Linked DNA regions of Homo sapiens: region 2 is linked to region 1. The links are chromatin loops, found by intact Hi-C in ENCODE. Cell type or tissue: CD14-positive monocyte. All regions are shown on one strand. Links, peaks and the distances in the headings refer to the core of each region. The heading gives the core; the rest is flanking DNA.

Region 1 (5,377 bases), core at 239-5,238:
GTATGAAAACCCTCCACCTGAACTGTCTCACCCTGGGCCTCACCACCTATAGATTGAGGATTTATGTCTTAATTTGATTTAGAAAAGACAATGCTACATTTCCAAAACTCAGGGTTGTAGGAAAAAAATAATTTCATTACTTGTTTCCTCAGAAACTTACTTCTTACCCCTACATAATACACACACACACACACACACACACACACACACACACACACACACTTGCCTTGGGTTTGCCTGTGGAGCCACTGGTGTACAGGATGAAGAGTGGGTCCTCGGCATCACACCACTCGGGCTCACACTCATCCCCTGCCTCTTGCATGAGCTCATGCCACCACAAGTCAATCCCTTGGTTCCATGAGATCTGCAGGGATGGGCAGGGAAGAACTGTGAACAGCTCAAGATGGGGACAAGATACACCCGTACCTTGCCCCTGGAGGGAATGAGGTGGGACAGGCAGGTAGGAGTACAGGAAGGGAGAGAAGGCCCTTCAAGGATGGAATGGAACAGAAAGAACAGGAGCAGAACCCAAGCTTACTGAGTACTCCAACCACCCTGCCATCCTACCCCCATCTCTACCCCAGAACTCCTCTCACCTGGCCTCAGGCTGAGGAGGAACCCTTGGCTGGTCCCTTCCCATCCTTCAATTCTGAGCTGAAATGTCACCTTCTTGGAAAGCCTTTACCTGAACAGTATCTGATAGATTGCTACCCCCAACCCTGCTATTATTATTGATCACAACACCATGTTTCTTTCCCACACAGTACATATTTCCTGTTATTTTGTTTAGTTGTCTACTTGATTACTGTCTCCCCATCTAGATAGCGACATCTATGAAGGAGGTGAAATGTCTTTCCTCCCGACCCCTGCCATATCTCCCAACACCTAGCAAAGTGCCTGGCACTCAGTCAATTTTTGTTGGATGAATGACTATGCACACACAGGTCTACATACATACATATGTACTTATGGGACTAGGCTCATTAGCAGGGATGCGGACACCACACAATTCAGAAATGCAAAATTAGTCAGAGCTTACAGGTGAGGTGGGCACCTGACCCTGTTAGTAGTAAAATAAGTCAACAGATCTTGGTCCAAGCACTTTTGCCTACATGTCCAGACCCAATCCACATCTGCGTGTTTCCTACCCTAGCTCTGCTCCTGCCTTTACACCACTGGTACCAATAGGGTTTCCCATAGAGACTTTTGCTTGAGGGGACAGGTTCCATTCAGCAGGAAGCTTTGCTTCAAGTTGGTGAAGAAGGACCAAGGTGGACTTCTCCCAGTAGAAGGATGTCCCCCTATGCCTTTGATAATTACTTCTGGATCTGTCATCCTGAAACTTCTCTAAATTCTCCTTTGAAACTGTTTTACTTTTCTGTCTATATCACCTCTTTGAACACCAATTTTGAGTCTACCATCTGCTGAATGAAGTTAGATCCCTTGAATTTGTCCAAAATCTTCAGTGTACTTCAATACCAGTTCTGCCACTTCCTAGCTATATGACCTTGGGCAAATCACTTTACCTTAAGTCTCTCCTTTTACAAATGAGGACAGTCATTCTTGCCTTAACAGACTCACAGGATGTGGTAAACACCAAAAGAAAAAAGTATTATCTAGTAAACATCAAGCCTTGGATTGCCCCAAGGGTAGAGGTTGGGGTGAGATGAGGAAGACTGATGAATGTCAGGAGAGACAGAGGTTAGTTCAGTGACTACTGGGAGTTAAACTTAAGAGTGTGGGGCTGGGCGCGGTGGCTCACGCCTGTAATCCCAGCACTTTGGGAGGCCAAAGTGGGCAGATCACCTGAGGTGAGGAGTGAGTTCAAGACCAGCCTGGCCAACATGGTGAAACCTCATCTCTACTAAAAATACAAAAAGTAGCCAGGCGTGGTGGTAGACACCTGTAATCCCAGCTACTTGGGAGGGTGAGGCAGGAGAATCACTTGAAACCAGGAAGCAGAAGTTGCAGTAAGCCGAGATCGTACCACTGTACTTCAGCCTGAGCGACAGAGTGAGACTCCATCTCAAAAAACAAAAACAAAAACAAAAACAACAAAAAAAACCCACAAAAACTTAAGAGTGTGATGATAGGAACTGTTTGGGGTTTGCTTTAGCTGTCACAAAGTCCTTTCATATTAATTAGATTCTTGTATGTTCAATGGCCCTGGCTGGCAGGTAGACATGATGGTGTAAGATAAATGCCATTCTCCCATTATAAGGATATATGCTAATTTGTTGTGTGCATATTTGGTTAAAAAAACTTCTGGAGTGTTAGATATATAGCTTGATAAATTAGAAAATGACTCTCTAACCACTCCGTTCTTTCTGTACCACCTGCCCCTTATGGTAGAGAATTTGAAATTTCTGGATTATCAACATCATAAAAACGACAAGCCTAGAAAAAGGAAGAAGAGAGAGAAAGCTGCCTACGGTTAGAAAACATAAGAACACACCTGATTTGGTCTATCCATATGCATCTACACATACATTGTCACATGGGTACTTTTTTTCCTGCCAAATGATCACTTGAGATGGGGGCACTAAGGTATTCAACCAGAAGTATCAATACTGCTTTGGACAAATGGTGCTGGTCTACAGCACTGTGAACTGCCACAGAACAGGCACTAAGTACATGTAAGGACAAGGCATAGTTACAACTGTGGCTCTGCAATGAGGGCACTCTTATAATCTTATTATTTCTTTTGTGGGTGGGTGTGTATATAGAGGTGGAGGGGTCAGAGTACTCCAGGTGTGGAACTGATAACTAGCACCAGGAAGCAGAGTGAACTCAATTAGCAAAGCAACCTTTGATTGTGAATTAGGTGTGTGCCTATGAGGCCCCAGGCTCTGCACCAGGAAAAGGTCTGAATTTTCTAAAATAAGAATTGAGGAGTTGGCCTTTGTCCTTGGACCAGGATAGTCTCAAGGAGGGCAGCTGCCATGTACGGGAGAGGAATATGAGGGAGCTCATAGACGATATGGTTGAGGAGGGTCCCTGCAAACCCTGCCAGGATCTCCCTGGAAGATTGTTTAAGGATAAAGGGGTTTGGAGCCCTGCCAGGATTTTTGCAGCTCTTTTGAAAACTATTTTTTAATTTTTAAATATGGGGCCCATTGTCAGAAAGATTTTTGCAGCTTTGACTGCAATTCTCAGACCAACAACCTGGACTTTTTAAGCCTATTTTTATGCTCTTTGGTATTTTGGAAACTGGTTATTTTCACCTCCAAGAAACAAAAATCCAGTAGCCTTTGGCCTGAAGGTCTCTGGTATTAAGAATTACAAGAGTTTGTTATTTCTTTTCTGGTCTCTGTTTTAGAAATGCCAATCTGTCTGTTGCATTAAGGGGAAGGAAAAAACAGCTAACATTTATTGAGTAGTTACTATGTGCCAAACACCTTACATATATTGACAAAACCCGATAACATAGGTATAATTATTATCCTTATCTTACAGATGGAGAAACAAGCGAGAGAGCTTAAGTAATTTGTTCAAGTTTACACAGCAGCAGATGGCAGAGCCAGGATTTGAACCCAAGTAATCTGGCTCCAGAGATTACAATTTAAGCCACTAAGTTTGTCACCTCTTTCAAAAGAAAGGGTGTAGGTCCTGCCTGAGTTTTAAAAGGAAAGCAGTATGCCCTAGGAATCAGATCTGTCTCCGCCATGCTAATGAGAATAGAGAAAAGGGGCTTATATCTACCATTGGCCTAAGAGGTTAATCATAGCAGATTTAGAGTAAGACACCCTGTGAAGATGGTAAAATCCAGAGGAATAGTGAGCTTTATGTGTTGTTTTAGGAAGGGAAGCTGTTTCCTTTTATAACATGTGTTATCATCTCTCCATTACTGATAAGGAAACTGAATCCCAGAGGGGAGAATTGACTTACTCAAGGTCATACAGCTAAAAATTGGTCTCTGGACTTCAGGCCCACTCTTTCCTCGATACTAATCTGCTTTGAGCACCCCCTTATGGATCTCCCTTCTTAGAACCACCTACAATATGACTTTTGTTCAGTTTAGCACTTAATCATATTACAAAGTTATATGCAGTTTATAAATCCCAAAGCACTATATAAATGTATTTAGGAATCTCCTCTGCTGTCCTGTATAAAACTTAGATTTTCCTTTGTATTAATAATACATGTCTAACTCCCCAACTTGACAGTGAATTCCCAAAGTCAGGGTCTGAACCTCCTCCACCTCCTCCTCCTCCTGTCTCTCGGCTCTGCTCCAGCTACCTGCACAGTAAATGTTTTCTGACAGGTTACCTTGTCCCCTCTCCCACAAAGGTCCTGAGTATCAGGATAAAATGTGTTCTGCTGTTACCTCTCTAAGATCCATACTCTATACCAATTCACAGAGGCAGTAACGGACATTTAATTTCACCACCCTTCAGTGGCTTAGATGTCAAGTTGCCCAGGGGCAAGGGGAAGGAGGTTAGGTCTGGCAGCCACCTCAATGGGGCAAACAGGCAAAGGGCAGATGAGCACACAGACAAGCAAACAGAGAAGCGGTGCCCACGGCAGTGCAGAAATGGATACCTGGGGCTGAACACGCTTGGATTTCTCTTTCAGTTTACCCTGTTAAGAGCCCAGGATGAAAAGGGTAGTGAGGAGGGTCCAAGTATACAGGGAGTGGGAGGAAAGGGTCAGTGTGTCATAAACCCCAAACTCCCTTCTCACTGGTCCTCCCAGCTTCCATTTTCCTGATCCTGATTCCAGCCCCTATATATGTAAAACCCCTAACACTGATTGGGCTTTCCAACTTCCCTAAACTAGACTACAGCCTCTCTAGCCCTAAGACCCCTCAGGGAGCCTCAAGTCACAGACTCTTACTCAACCCCAGAACTTTGATCCCTCATGCTGCTCAGCCTGGAGGCCATCACTGGGCATTTCTACCATTCCCACCAGAAGCCTGGGGGTCCAAAGCTAACAAAGGCCATATTGTGAGGGCTGGACTCTGGTCCTTCCAAGGTGGGCATCCCTTAGGCCACAAAGATAGCCCACCCCACATCACAGCCTAGTAATGGAGATGACTATATATTGTCACTCAAGTTAGACATTTCTAACACAAGCCTAGGCCCTGAGGATCCCCTGTGCCCACAAGGATACCCCAACCAGCATAGGAGTCTCCCTTACAATCGCTTGTGCTATGTTCTCAAGGTACAAGGGCCTCTCTACCCACAGTCAAGGTCAAAGTCTTCCAGTTCCCACCTAGCCCTGCTAGAGGAGGCATTCCTAGAATTGCTCCTGGATCCTCAGTATACTGATGAGCAGGCAAAGAAGGACATCAAGAATTTTCTAGGCAGGAAAAGTGAAGGAATTTGAGCCTGGAGAAAGGCATAGCAGTGCCAGACTCACCTGCACATCTGGGCAT
Region 2 (5,377 bases), core at 185-5,184, 650 kb after region 1:
TGTGTGAGACAGAAATAGAATGAATAATGGTGTTGGAGACGGCGGTCCCAGATTCTCACAACAATCAAACCATAACTCTGAGTCACAAATGTGAGTTTCAGTTCTGGTCATTAGACCAGCAGAGTTTTGAGAGGCCCAGGACCATGCTCTTAGCACTTTAGGCTTGAGGAGGAATTCTGAAAAGGAGAAGGAGGTGGGGCGTGGTGGCTCATACCTGTAATCCCAGCACTTTGGGAGGCTGAGGCGGGTGGTTCACTTGAAGCCAGGAGTTTGAGACCAGCCTGGCCATCATGGCGAAACCCTGTCTCTACTAAAAATACAAAAATTAGCTACTTGGGAGGCTGAGGTTGGGGGATAGCTTGAGCCTGGGAGTTGGAGGCTCCAGTGAGGCAAGATTGCACCACTGCACTCCCACCTGAGTGACAGAGTGAGACTCTTTCTCAAAACAAACAAACAAACAAACAAAAGCAAGAACTGGCTGGGCCCAGTGGCTCATGTCTGTAATCTCAGCACTTTGGGAGGTTGAGGCAGGAGGATTGCTTGAGGCCAGGAGTTTGAGACCAGCTTGAGCAACATAGCAAGACCCCATCTCTAAAGAAAAACCAAAACTGATAGTCTGAGGGAATAGACCACATATGCTAACAACGGTTCTAACCTCTAACAAGAGACAATGGCCATGGGTCACTGGCCCATAAGCTCTGTAAGGAGAGGATCCATATTGGACTTCTTCACCACTATGTCCACAGCACCTGGCACACACTAGGTGCTCAATACACATTTGCTGAATGAATGAATGAATGGGTTGGTCTTCCATGTGGTTGTCTGGACCCAGCAGCCAAGTGGCTTTGTTACTAATCGACTGAGTCTTTAGCTTTGCATCCTGGCCTCACCCCTGGGGGCCAAATGGTGCCTGCTTGGTGAACAGTGTCTGGAAAACACGAGGAGTGACTGCGGTATCTTCCCAATATGACATTTACTCAGCAGCAACTGTGGTACAAGGAACAAAAGGTTCTTGCCCTGTAGGACTGCAACCTAAATAACAGAAAACAAAACAAGCATCTGGCAGCTTTCCTGTGTGGGGGTGTGTGTGTTTGTTTCTTGTGTTAAGGAACAGAGAGGGAACAGGACACTACCTTGGATTTATAACAAGAACAGGAATGATTATTTCCTTTTTTTTTTTTTTAACCAGAGTTTCACTCTGTGGCCAAGCCTGGAGTGCAGTGGTGTGATCATAGCTCACTGCAGCCTCCAACTCCAGGGCTCAAGTGATTCTCCTGACTTAGCTGCCTGAGTAGCTGGGACTACCGGTGCATGCCACCACACCCGGCTAATTTTTAAAACTTTTTGTACAGACCGGTGGGGTGGCGGGGAGTCTCTCACTATGTAGCCCAGGCTGGTCTTGAACTTCTGGCCTCAAGTGATCGTCCAGCCTCGGATTTCTTTCTTTTTTCTTGTTTTTTTTTTTTTTTTTTTTTTTTTTTTTTTTTAAGACAGAGTTTCTCGCTCTTGTTGCCCAGGCTGGAGTGCAACGGCGTGATCTCAGCTCACTGCAACCTCCGCCTCCCGGGTTCAAGCGATTCTCCTGCCTCAGCCTCCCAAGTAGCTGAGATTTACCGCATGCGCCACCACACCCAAATAATTTTATATTTTTTGTAGAGACGGGGTTTCTCCATATTGGTCAGGATGGTCTCGATCTCCAGACCTCAGGAGATCCGCCCGCCTCGGCCTCCCAAAGTGCTGGGATTACAGGCGTGAGCCACCGCGCTTGGCCTCTTTCTTTCTTTCCGTTTTTTTTTTCCCCTGGGGAGAGGGGAGCACCTAGGAGGAAATGTGTGAGACTGAAAGGCTGTTCCTTTCTTCCTGGCTGGTCTGAATTTCCTGGTTTTGGAGGCAGCCTCGGGTGTTCCCAGGTTTAAAGGCAGGGGATAGCCTCGTTCCTAACCCCCAGGTCGGCAGCAGCGGTGACTGGGAGTGCAGCTGTGAGGCTGGGACGCCCGGGTTTCCTGAGCCCCGGGAGAGCAGCGCGGGACTCCGTGGCGAAGGGACCGAGAACTTTCGGGACCTTTACAGAAACAGCCGCACACCTTCGAGCAGCCTATATATATTGTATTTCGATTTTAGCCCAAGCCAGGTCTCCCTGAAGTCCCATCTCCTGGAACCTCCGCCCGCCTGCAGCCCTGGGAAGCCGCCCTGTTAGGGATCACCCGCCCGAGAAGCGCCCCGCGTCCCCGAAGCCCTGCCTGCTCGCGGCCGGGAGTGGGGGCGCTCAGCAGTTGAGGCTGAGCACGCGGCAGGAGCAGGCGCTGCGGAAGAAGCGGCACTGGCAGGAGGCGCACGGGTCGCAGCAGGCGGGTGCCGGCGGCTTGCAGCTGTTGCGGGTGGCCACGCAGGGCGCAGATAGGGGGGTCCGGGGCCGCACCACTTTCTTCATCGAAGCCTCCTTCTGCGTGGGAAACGCCGGGGCTTTATGAGCCGGCCACGCCCACCCCTCCGGTCCTCACCTCTGCCTGGGAGCTCCTCGGGCTAGGGAGATCCCGGACCAGAGGTTTCCCCGCTGGCTTGCCCACCGCCCACCGCCCGCTCCCCCAGTCAGATTCCCTCACCTCCATCCCCATCCAGACTTACCTGGCTCTTGCCTGGCCCTGGTCGTCTTCTCCCTAGTTTGTGTTTTTTTTGTTTGTTTGTTTTTTGTTTTTTTTTTAGACAGGGTTTCACTCTGTCAGCCAGGCTGGACTGCAGTGGCGCGATCTCGGCTCACTGCAATCTCGATCTCGGGCTCAGGCGATTCTGCCACTTCAACCTCCCAAGTAGCTGGGACCACATGTGCGCACCACCACGCTTGGCTAAATTTATTTTTATTTTATTTTCTATGTTTTTATAGACGGGGTCTCACTTATTGTCCAGGTTGGTCTCAAACTCTTGAGCTAAAGTGATCTGCCTGCCTCGGCCTCCCAAAGTGCTGGGTTTACATTACAGGCGTGAGCCACCGCGCCCGGCCTAAGTGGTTTCTCTTTGAACTTAAAATGAAACATGAACTTTCTTTTGGCCTTTGAGATTTGGCCCTTGCTTGCCTCTCCGACCCCTGTTAACTTCGCTGCCCCGCTGTGCACCGAACGCAGCAGGTGAGTTCCTGCTGCAGGAACCCAGCAGGAGCTGTCTTGGACACTGCTGCCACAGCTTGCTGCTTCTTTTCCTGGGAAGGAAATAGCCACTGGTTTTTGTACCTTCGATACAGGTAGCCACTGGTCATCTGTGGCTACTGAGTACGTGAAATGTGTCTAGTGCAACCTAGAAACTGAATTTTCAAATTTAATTTTAATTAATTTAAATTTAAAATGTAAAACTGAAGCAATATAAAAATATTCTTCCTCTTAAACACAACTTTTTAGTTAGAACTACATTTTATGCTTGTCAAAACTGAGCATTGGAATGAGATGTGCTGTAAACTATGCACCAGATTTCAAAGATTTAGCACAACAAAAATAAATTATTTCAATAACTTTTTAAATTAATCACATATTGAAATGTTAACATTTTGAATACACTAGGTTAAATAAAATATTACAATTAATTGCACCTTTTTTTTTTTTAAATATGGTTATCAACTGGGTGTGGTGGCTCATGCCTGTAATCCCAGCACTTTGGGAGGCCTAGGCAGGCGGATCACCTGAGGTCGGGAGTTTGGGACCAGCCCGACCGACATGGAGAAACCCGTCTCTACTAAAAATACAAAAATTAGCCCAGCATGGTGGCACATCTGTAATCCCAGCTACTCCCGGGAGGCTGAGGCAGGAGAATTGTTTGAACCGGGGAGGTGGAGGTTGCTGTGAGTGGAGATTGCGCCATTGCACTCCAGCCTGGGCAACAAGAGCAAAACTCTGTCTCAAAAAAAATAAATAAATAAAGTGGCCATAAGCAAATTTAAAATTATGTAGCTCACATCACAGTTCTTTTTTTTTTTTTTTTTTTTTTTTGAGAGCCAGTTTCACTCTTGTCGCCCTCCCAAAGTGCTGAGATTACAGATGTGAGCCACCGCGCCTGGCCTCACATTGTATTTCTATTGGACGCTGCTGCTCTAGGTTACTGAGTTTTTCACTCTATTTAAATGCTACTTCCTTACAGAGGCCTTCCCAGACCACTCTTCCCTTCAGTCTCATTACCGTGCTGTAATTTCTTTGCACTCTTTAACATCTGAATTTATTTACCTATTTATTGATTTACTTGCTGTTCACCTGTTTTCTCCACAAGAATGTAAACTCCATGAGACCAAGGATAAGATATATCTTTCTTATTCACTGCTATGTTCCCAGTGCTTAGCATATAAATATATTTGTCAGTTATATATTTTTATCTGTCAATAATCTCATCTTGCTTGTTCACTTTACAGCCAACAAAATAGGCCTAGAAAAGAGCAGGGACTTTCAAGATCACACAGTGCCAGATCCTACCTCCTAATACCTAATCCAGTGCTCCTTGCTTTGGTTACAGTTGATATGATAAACTGAGGCACACTAAGACAGGAATAAGGTGTGCATTTCAGCAATGCCTCAGTCCAGTATTTCCCAAAGTGGGAACCTGTGTTAATGGTGGTATGATTTTAGGTGGTACGTGAATGTTAAATGATCCTGAATTATACAATAAAAAAGGATTCTTTTTTCAATCTTTTTCAACTTGAAAGGGTCAGTTTGGTGCTAACGTGTCCTTAGTGCCTTTCTAACACTTTATAATCTGCCTTTTTTGTTTGTTTGTTTGTTTGTTTTTGAGATGGAGTCTTGCTGTGTCACCCAGGCTGGAGTGTAGTGGTGCCATCTCGGCTCACTGCAACCTTCATCTCCCGGGTTCCAGTGATTCTCCTGCCTCAGTCTCCCAGGTAGCTGGGATTACAGGCGTGCACCACCACGCCCAGCTAATTTTTGTATTTTTAGTAGAGACGGGGTTTCACCATGTTGGCTAGGCTGGTCTCTAACTCTTAACCTCAGGTGATCTGCCTGCCTCAGCCTCCTGAAGTGCTGGGATTACAGTTATGAGCCACCGTGCCTGGCCTAATCTGCCTTTTATTTTTTGTTTTATTTTATATTATTTTTGAGACGGAGTCTCGCTCTGTCACCCAGGCTGGAGTGTAGTGGCACGGTCTCGGCTCACTGTACTCTGCCTCCCGGGTTCACGCCATTCTCCTGCCTCAGCCTCCCAAGTAGCTGGGACTACAGGCGCCCGCCACCACCTCCGGCTAATTTTTGTATTTTTAGTAGAGACGGGGTTTCTCCGTGTTAGCCAGGATGGTCTTGATCTCCTGACCTTGTGGTCCACCCACCTCAGCCTCCCAAAGTGCTGGGATTATAGGCGTGAGCCACCGTGCCTGGCCATTATGCCTTTTAAC

Evidence for each region. A loop is a pair of places that touch in the nucleus more often than their neighbours do. Peaks named below come from ENCODE experiments on the same cell type or tissue, not always from the same donor. Only the 100,000 strongest peaks of a DNase experiment are listed, where the experiment ranks them.
Region 2: it touches region 1 in a loop (9-fold over the local background); 1 of 110 quality-filtered maps calls a loop at or near these places.

What each region holds. Positions count from the first base shown.
Region 1 is chr20:34,914,422-34,919,798 of GRCh38, reverse strand. ACSS2 (acyl-CoA synthetase short chain family member 2) reads right to left here. Exons shown (of 18, transcript NM_018677.4): 7 at 5,362-5,377; 8 at 227-364. Among named protein-coding and RNA genes, the nearest start is that of GSS, 39 kb to the left of the region's middle. In CD14-positive monocyte, for the core only: no CTCF peak of the experiment used is centred there; no DNase peak of the experiment used is centred there.
Region 2 is chr20:34,266,057-34,271,433 of GRCh38, reverse strand. ASIP (agouti signaling protein) reads right to left here. Exons shown (of 4, transcript NM_001672.3): 4 at 2,090-2,443. The coding sequence ends at 2,267. It also overlaps a transcript of AHCY not described here. Among named protein-coding and RNA genes, the nearest start is that of ASIP, 27 kb to the right of the region's middle. In CD14-positive monocyte, for the core only: no CTCF peak of the experiment used is centred there; a DNase peak (open chromatin) is centred at 2,303; H3K4me3 peaks cover 1,185 bases; H3K27me3 peaks cover 407 bases.